2 separate regions of the Mus musculus genome follow, and region 1 is linked to region 2. Evidence: chromatin loops called from intact Hi-C (ENCODE). Cell type or tissue: heart. All regions are shown on one strand. Links, peaks and the distances in the headings refer to the core of each region. The heading gives the core; the rest is flanking DNA. Region 1 holds the start of Nlrp1b (NLR family, pyrin domain containing 1B). Region 2 overlaps Nlrp1b (NLR family, pyrin domain containing 1B).

Region 1 (4,399 bases), core at 241-4,240, 50 kb after region 2:
CTTCAGGATGCTCCTTCCAAGGGGCTTTGAGCATCACATGGGAATCTGAGCATGTACTTCTGTAGAACAAAGTGTACTGTAGAGTTCAGTTAGGGGCTTCTGAAAGCCTTCCTGTTCTCCTGCACCTGTAAACTTTGACAGGAGGCTAACCTGCCCATGGAAACCTTGGCAGGAGTGGTGGTGAAGGGGCCACAGAGTGATGAGCTGGGGTTGCTCTTGTACTTACCATAATTGAAGGTACTCTCTGGGTTGGTTTTGAGCTCCATCAGCTTTGCCTCTATAGCTTCTATTGTTTCGAAGATGGTGTCCTTGTCCTCTTGACCTTCATCCTGAGCTACCTTTTTGTTATGTTCCTGCTTGTACTGAGATTCTTCCATGGTACAGAGCCCTCAGATACTGTTTCTCTGAGCAGTTTGTGCTCTTATTTCTTCAAGACTCTCTTCTGATGTTGCAAGCAGGAGAGCAGTGTCTTCTTGTCATGGCCAGAAATTTCTGCTCTGGGAATGGGTATTTAATCAGAACTCATAGAGGAGACCTGGTAATAAATGAAATCAGACAAATCTCTACAGGGTCAGATAGCCTTTCATCAGAAAAATTGAGACACAAGTGTCTCCTGGGTAATGGGTACTGTGTATCCAGGGGTTTGGGCTTCATAGGACAGAAGAGGGAACTTTGGGACACTAGTGTTTAACAGTGGACATGCTCTTTAAAGTTTCACAGCTGAATGATGCTGGCAGATGTTCTAGCTGCTCTGTTGGCTTTCCTGAAGGTAGGTGTGTTTAGTGTTATACTGATTTGAGGTGTCTTAGATTGTCTAAGGTTCTTCTTTTAGGTCATCAAGGTTATTTATTTCACCTTAAGGACAGATGAAAAGAATGGGTTGTGTGTTCTCTTATTGATTGGTTCCTGTGGGAGGGGGATGATGGAGGTGGAGCTCCATCCTATGCCTAGGGGTTAAGGGGTGTGCATGTTGTGGGTGGACTTCATGTGCTTCAAGAGATTTTTAACTTGGTCTGCTCTGCTGGATTAGTTATGTCATGGCTCTTGTTAACTTCTGGATAAACATTTGAAAACAGGTATTATTCAGGGGGCTGTGAACTGTGCAATGAGATGGAACAAAGGTCACCCTATAGGCCTTTACCCATCATACCCATTGTCCTAATGTGAACTGACTAACGCCAGTGATAACCTCCAGGAGGAACTTATGTGTAACTTTTAAAGGACAGGGTCAAAATGAAGTATGAGGATAAGGAGAAATGGAAAGATCAGGGAAAGAGCTGAGTCAGAAATCTGTCATTATCAATTCTAAGGTGTTGAGGTATCCTGTGTTTTCTTCACTAACTTTGTCTAACTTAGCTCTCTGGGGACCTTGGCTCTCTCCCCCCACCCATAAATAGCATAGATGATACTATATATCTCTATCTATCTATCTATCTATCTATCTATCTATCTATCTATCTATCTATCTATCCATCCATCCATCCATCCATCCATCCATCCATCCATCTATCTATCTATCTATCTATCTATCTATCTATCTATCTATCTATCTATCTAATCTTCCCTGGCCCTCCCTCTGAGAACATCATCATTCAGGATAGTTATTTCTGCAGATTCAGGGTAGACAGGAGGGTGCAGGATAGGCTATGACAGGAGCAGGCACATGAACCAGACTGGTGAATCCAGCAATCTATCATCCATCAGAGCTGGCCTATAGACTCTCCAAGCAGAGGCTGGAGACCTGGGTCCTGGGCCCTGGGCCCTGTTTTTCAAGATGATGTCCCCATGTCTGCCACATACTCCTTTGTGGAGTGAGGCCAGGCCTTATCTTTCCACATCTAAGTGGCTTGGTGTAATCTGGGTCCCATTACTTACCCTACTCTTTCACGAAGCCTACAGGAGTGTGTGTCCTTGAACAAGGCTCCTCAGCTAGGAAAATGTTCTTCAAAAGTGAAAGAGACTCTGAACCCTTATCAGGAAGTTGGGCGTTAGAGAGCCTGCGCAGATGTAAGTTAAACACTATTCAGGTTATTTCCTGTTAAGTCTCTGCAGACGCTTGAGCTGGAGGAGTCAGACCTGAGAGCTTCATCCAGGTTTGCAGAAGCCCTGCCTCCCTGACCACAGGACTAATGTCTGAGTTCAGTTCCCTCCTCCATTAATGTAGGACTTGAGGTTTGCCAATAGGTCTCAGGTCAGCAATAGCTCCTGGATGCCCCCAGATTTTGTGCCCTGCATATCTTTGCTTCCTCTCCTCAGTTGCCTACCCACCCACAGGCTATTTACTTCAGTAAACACACTTTAGGCCACAAATCCTGTGCTTTCTTTCTTTCTTTCTTTCTTTCTTTCTTTCTTTCTTCCTTCCTTCCTTCCTCCCTCCCTCCCTCCCTCCCTCCCTCCCTCCCTCCCTCCCTCTCTCCTTCCCTGCCTCTCTCTCTCTCTTTCTCTTTTCTTTTCTCTTCTTCTTTTTTGTTTTTTCTTACTTCTGAAATCTCCTAAATGTCACTTTAAGATTTTGATTCTCACCAACACCATATTCTTTGTTTTTAGGTATATGGTGTGTGTGTGCATGTTCATCTGCAAGTGACTCACATGTATAACCACAGGGCCAGTTCTCTTGCTGGTTATAGGGGTAAGGGTATGGAAGGGAATCTCTCCTTATGTAAGCTGATGCAAGGCAGACAAGTTCAGGGCCACCTCATATCCTAAAGGGCCAGTTCACTTTCACTTCCAATATGACTGGAAGCTGTATAATGCTCCAATGCCAGGTGTGGCCCTTTTCCCTAGTGCTGGAGCAGGGCCAGTTCTCCAGCTGTCATGAACCCAGGGCCAGGTTTCATGTCTGCTTCAGATGCTGAGGGAAGAGTTGGAGGGGGAAGGGGAATATCTCTCCCTCATTCATACCAGTTTAGGGGAGACAATGGCAGGGCCAACTTTCCACACTCATACCTTTGGTGCTATACAACACCACCACCACAATGTTTGGGGCCTGTTCTCCTGAGAACTCCAAGTGGGTAAGGGCAGATTCAGTTCTCTTCTTCTGTTATCCCCAGGTCTTCTTCTCTCTGGGGCCCAGGAGAAGGCAGGTCCAGTTCTACACAGCACTACTCAGACATCAGTATGTCCCTGGACATCAGCCCAGACCAGGGATTTCTGCCTGGATTTTGGTGGTAATTAATCCCTGCTGCTGAAGTACCATAGATCCTGATGGTCCCCCAGAGGCAGCACTGGACAGAACCCCACCATGGTCCCAGGGGCAGCACTGGCTGTTCACATCAGGCTGTTCCACATTACCCTCGATTCTCCAGTTCTGCTTCTCTTCATTGTGCCCACATCCTTCTGTTTCTCTTTCTCCCAAATCGGATAGGGGACTAATATCCAATATATATAAAGAACTCAAGAAGGTGGACTCCAGAAAATTCAAATAACCCCATTAAAAATGGGGCTCAGAACTGAACAAAGAATTCTCACCTGAGGAATACCAAATGGCAGAGAAGCACCTGAAAACATGTTCAACATTCTTAATCATCAGGGAAATGCAAATCAAAACAACCCTGAGATTCCACCTCACACCAGTCAGAATGGCTAAGATCAAAAATTCAGGTGACAGCAGATGCTGGCGAGGATGTGGAGAAAGAGGAACACTCCTCCATTGTTGGTGGGATTGCAGGCTTGTACAACCACTCTGGAAATCAGTCTGGTGGTTCCTTAGAAAATTGGACATAGTACTACCGGAGTATCCAGCAATACCTCTCCTGGGCATATATCCAGACGATGTTCCAACCGGTAAGAAGGACACATGCTCCACTATGTTCATAGCAGCCTTATTTATAATAGCCAGAAGCTGGAAAGAACCCAGATGCCCCTCAAGAGAGGAATGGATACAGAAAATGTGGTACATTTACACAATGGAGTACTACTCAGCTATTAAAAAGAATGAATTTATGAAATTCTTAGTCAAATGGATGGACCTGGAGGGCATCATCCTGAGTGAGGTAACATATTCACAAAGGAACTCACACAATATGTACTCACTGATACGTGGATATTAGCCCAAAACTTAGGATACCCAAGATATAAGATACAATTTGCTGAATGAATGAAACTCAAGAAGAATGAAGACTGAAGTGTGGACACTATGCCCCTCCTTAGAATTGGGAACAAAACACCCATGGAAGGAGTTACAGAGACAAAGTTTGGAGCTGAGACGAAAGGATGGACCATGTAGAGACTGCCATATCCAGGGATCCACCCCATAATCAGCTTCCAAACGCTGGCACCATTGCATACACTAGCAAGATTTTGCTGAAAGGACCCAGATGTAGCTGTCTCTTGTGAGACTATGCCGGGGCCTAGCAAACACAGAAGTGGATGCTCACAGTCAGCTAATGGATGGATCACA
Region 2 (4,399 bases), core at 146-4,145:
ATCTTCCGGTAGTATTATGTCCAATTTTCTGAGGAACCACCAGACTGATTTCCAGAGTGGAAATCAGTACCAGCTTGCAATCCCACCAGCAATGGAGGAGTGTTCCTCTTTTTCCACATCCTTGCCAGCATCTGCTGTCACCTGAATTTTTGATCTTAGCCATTCTGACTGTTTTGAGGTGGAATCTCTGGGTTGGCTTGATTTGCATTTCCCTGATGATTAAGGATATTGAACACTTTTTTCAAGTCCTTCTCAGCCCTTCGGTATTCCTCAGTTAAGAATTCTTTGTTTAGCTCAGTACCCCATTTTTTAATGGGGTTATTTGATTTTCTGGAGTCCAGCTTCTTGAGCTCTTACCTCCACACAAAACCAGAGACACTGAATTTTATGGAGGAGAAAGTGGGGAAAAGCCTCAAAGATATGGGGACAGGGGAAAAATTCCTGAGCAGAACAGCAATGGCTTCTGCTGTAAGATCAAGAATTGACAAATGGGACCTCATAAAATTGCAAAGCTTCTATAAGGTAAAAGATACTGTCAATAAGACAAAAATGCCACCAGCAGATTGGGAAAGGATTTTTCCAATCCTAAATCTGATAGGAACTCCTGTGTTAAACTGGCATCACCCGCTCTCTTACCAAGCATCCTTTGGTTCTGTGTACCCAGAATTGATGTAAATCTTGGTTCGTCGTGCCACCTATTGTGCGCGCAGCAGAAGTGACTCCAGGGTCACTATGCTAGTTAATGGTATTATGTACAGTCTGTCCTTGTTCTTATCAGGGCTTCTACTGTTTTGGGCACTGTCCATCTTGAGAAGCTTAGCTTGTTTCGCTGCAGCCTGGCTCAGAGGACAGCAGAATGCCAGCTGCAAGAGGGAGGTAAGGAGGATTCTGAGGTCTGGTCTCTTTCAGCAGTTTATAAATTGCCCAAACCAATAATGAGGGTCACACCTTGAAGGAAGCACTGCACACTGGTTAATGTAAACCAGACTTCCGGTGTGAAAATGTCGGCCAATGCCACGAATCCAATGCAACTCCTATCTCTAGATCTTATGGACACGTGTATAGGATCGAGAATAACACAATGATGAAGAGTCATAAAGATATTGTTGGGCTGGATGCTGTTGGCACATGTGTTTTTCCCAGCACTCTCATGGCAGAGGCAAGTGGATCTCTTTGATTACATGGCCAGCCTCATCTACAGAGTGAGTTCCAGAATAGCCAGGACTACCCATTAAAATCTTGTCTCTAAAAGGCTGGAAAAAGGTAAAAAAGAAAATGATGACAGTTTCCTAGGATTATTTGTTGTCAGTATGGTTTTAGAAGAAGTCACAGTTTTTACACAATAATTCCAACAGAGGAAACATACGAATTTAGATCAGATTTTACTAAATGAAACTACTATGATAATGCTTTTCGCTCAAGGATAAGGGCATAAAGTATGACTGGATTTCCTTGACTTTCACTCAATTCTGTTTGTTTCAAGTATTTAATGTTTATTTATAAAAAGATAAGTTTCCATTAAAGTGAAATACTTTGAAAATATACAACCATTTTAATGCCCATCATGATTATTTTAGAATTAAAAAGTGGTTTACATTTTTTTTTTTGAGACAAGGTTTCTTCGTATAGCCCTGGCTGTCCTGAACTCACTTTATAGACCAGGTTGGCCTCGAACTCAGAAATCCGACTGCCTCTGCCTCCCGAGTGCTGGGATTAAAGGCATGTGCCACTATGCCAGACTCTACATTTTTATTTTTAAATTAAAGAATATATTTATTCATTTTACATCCTGATTGCATTTCCCTCCCTCTTTTCCTCCCATCCGCACACTTACACAATCCTCCCCCAACCTCTCCAGTTATCCGCAGTGAAGGGGAAATTCCCCTTGAATACCATCCCATCCTCTAACATCCACTTACAGAAGGCCTAAGCCCATCCTTTTCACTGAGACCCATTCATGCAGTTCAGTTAAAGGAAAGGGGTCCAAAATTAGTCAACAGAGACAAAGACAACCTCCTCTTCTATTGTTAGTGGACCCATATGAAGACTAAGCAGCACATCTGCTACAAATATGTACGGAACCTAGGTCCAGTCACTGCATGCTCTTTGGCTGGTAGTTCCATCTCTGTGAGTCCCCATGGTCCCAGGTTAGTTGACTCTGTAGGTTTTTTTGTGGTGTCCTTGATCCCTCCAGCTTGCTCAGTTCCATCCCTCAATTTTCTGGAAGCCTCTTAAGCACTATGCGATGTTGTCTGTGGGTCTCTGTATCTGTTTCCATCCAGCGCTGGATGAAGCCTCTCAGGAAAAGAGATGCCAGGCTCCTATCTGCAAGTATAGCAAAGTATCATTAGTAGTGTCAGAGATTGGCTTTCTTACATGGGATGGGTCTCAAGTTGGGCCAGTCACTAATTGAACATTCCTTCAATTTCTGCTCCATCTTTATCCCTGGATTAAAAATAAATAGACATAGACTAAGAAATAAAGATTTTTTTTATATAAAAACAAAACTCATGAGATATTTAGAGCCAAAGGGTTTGGTTTCTAATTTTGTAATGTGTTTTCTGAAAGACACCAAATGTTTAAACATTCTAGGATTGTAAGGAAGGACCAGGCTGGAAAACACAGCTATGTACACCCCAGACTATTCCACCACACCCCAGCAAAGAAGCAGGACCATTCTGCTTTCTGTTATGACTACTGGTATCAGGTCACACAGATAAACCCATTATATGGACTCCTAAGCCACAAATGTTAACTTGACACAAAACAGTCTTTATGAATGGGTTTTTACAGTTAAAAAACAGCAATAGCAACAACAAACACAATCAAAACAATACAAAACAAACACACAAACCTTTTCCCCAGCAGACTGCCATGTAAGAAGATAGTTGACATTTATAATCTCTGTAAGTTTCCCTTCATGTAGGGCATTTAAAAATGAGCCCTTAGTCATCTTAAGTTCAATGTCAAGAAATTAACTGTTGTAATTTTGTTAAATTATCATTAACACAAATGTAAACACGTCAATACACTTCTTTCATATTCAAAGTGCATTTCTTTTAAATTATTGGTTTATGTTAGATGAATGTGCACATTAAAGTCTCCATTTCTAAATGCTTATTGTCCCTTTGGACTTGTTAAAGGATCTGACTGTTCCTGCAGTTGCAGGTGTCTCTTGCTGGCACCACACCATGTGTTTGTATTACCAGGACACCAGCTGTGCAGGCTGCAGATCACATCCTTAGATGCAGAACCCAGAGAAGGAATAGTAACATTTCTTGGATGAAAACCTAATACTGAGATATTCTTTTCACTAGTACTCTTTTCCTGCAAATATGCCATTATCTGACTGAAGTACCGGTCATGACCACTGTCCATGCTGCTTGTCCTCTGGAGGAGCCAAGTTGAGAACCTCAGTTATGGAGGCTGCTTCTGTGCATTTTTGCTGTTGGCCACAGAAAGTATGTTCTGTCAGGGCTTGTGTCTCAGCCCATCCTAACCAAATCTGAATGGAGGCATGGGTCAGACAGAGCACTCGGTGACTTTGTATTGCAGTAAGAAGACAGAGAAAGTAATGGAAACACACTTTAATACATCAATAATTCATGAAATCTAAGGTATTTCCTTTTTATAAGATTTAAGATGCTCACTGTATAAAATGTGTGTTATATTAATGTATAATGTAATATTTTAACATTTCAAATTATTTACAAATAAGCTCAGTGTGTCCTATCACACACATTTAAGAACCTTGATTGACAGCCCAGTGTGTCCTATGTGTCATAAACACTTAAGAATCTTGGATTTATCTGTCATTGTTTAGTTTAAGATATTTCTAAGTTCTCGATGACGTCAGTATCACAGAAAGGAAGCTCAAAACTTGGAAATATCTATCTATCATCCATCTATCTATCTATCTATCTATCTATCTATCTATCTATCTATCTATCTATCTATCTATCTATCTATAAGTGCTGGAGTCTTCTGGCTAAGATGTCTGGGCTAAAGCTGCCTCCCTGTGATCTAGTAAGGGCATGAATAAGAATGAGAAAATACTGTATTCCAAAAGAGAAAGAGAAGCAGGTCATAGAGATTTCCACAGCAGACCTAGCTCACCTGCTGAGTAAAGAGGAAAATATAGGGAACACTGGGAAGCTGGCTAACTGCTCTGTCCCTTGACCTGACAGGGATGGATGCAAAACATGATCTGGAGGGAAAGCCTTGTAGCCTTGACTCACACCTTAAAAGGGATGATGTAACCAAATGCAAGGCTTGCAAATTCATCACAAGATCAGAAGGCCTGTGCATATGCAACTGCCCAAGGTTAATTCAGAATGTGCCCTGAATCTGAGATATTTCTGGCACTGTGTCCCATGTTCTATCATATGACTTTCCTACA

What was found. A loop is a pair of places that touch in the nucleus more often than their neighbours do. Peaks named below come from ENCODE experiments on the same cell type or tissue, not always from the same donor. Only the 100,000 strongest peaks of a DNase experiment are listed, where the experiment ranks them.
Region 1: a loop joins it to region 2, with 16 times the contacts of the local background. A loop is called at or near these places in 7 of 42 quality-filtered maps.

Annotation. Positions count from the first base shown.
Region 1 is chr11:71,200,922-71,205,320 of GRCm38, forward strand. Nlrp1b (NLR family, pyrin domain containing 1B) reads right to left here and starts at 535. Exons shown (of 14, transcript NM_001162414.1): 1 at 227-535. The coding sequence starts at 377. In heart, for the core only: no CTCF peak of the experiment used is centred there; no DNase peak of the experiment used is centred there.
Region 2 is chr11:71,151,211-71,155,609 of GRCm38, forward strand. Nlrp1b (NLR family, pyrin domain containing 1B) reads right to left here. Exons shown (of 14, transcript NM_001162414.1): 14 at 1,892-2,325. Among named protein-coding and RNA genes, the nearest start is that of Nlrp1a, 8.7 kb to the left of the region's middle. In heart, for the core only: no CTCF peak of the experiment used is centred there; no DNase peak of the experiment used is centred there.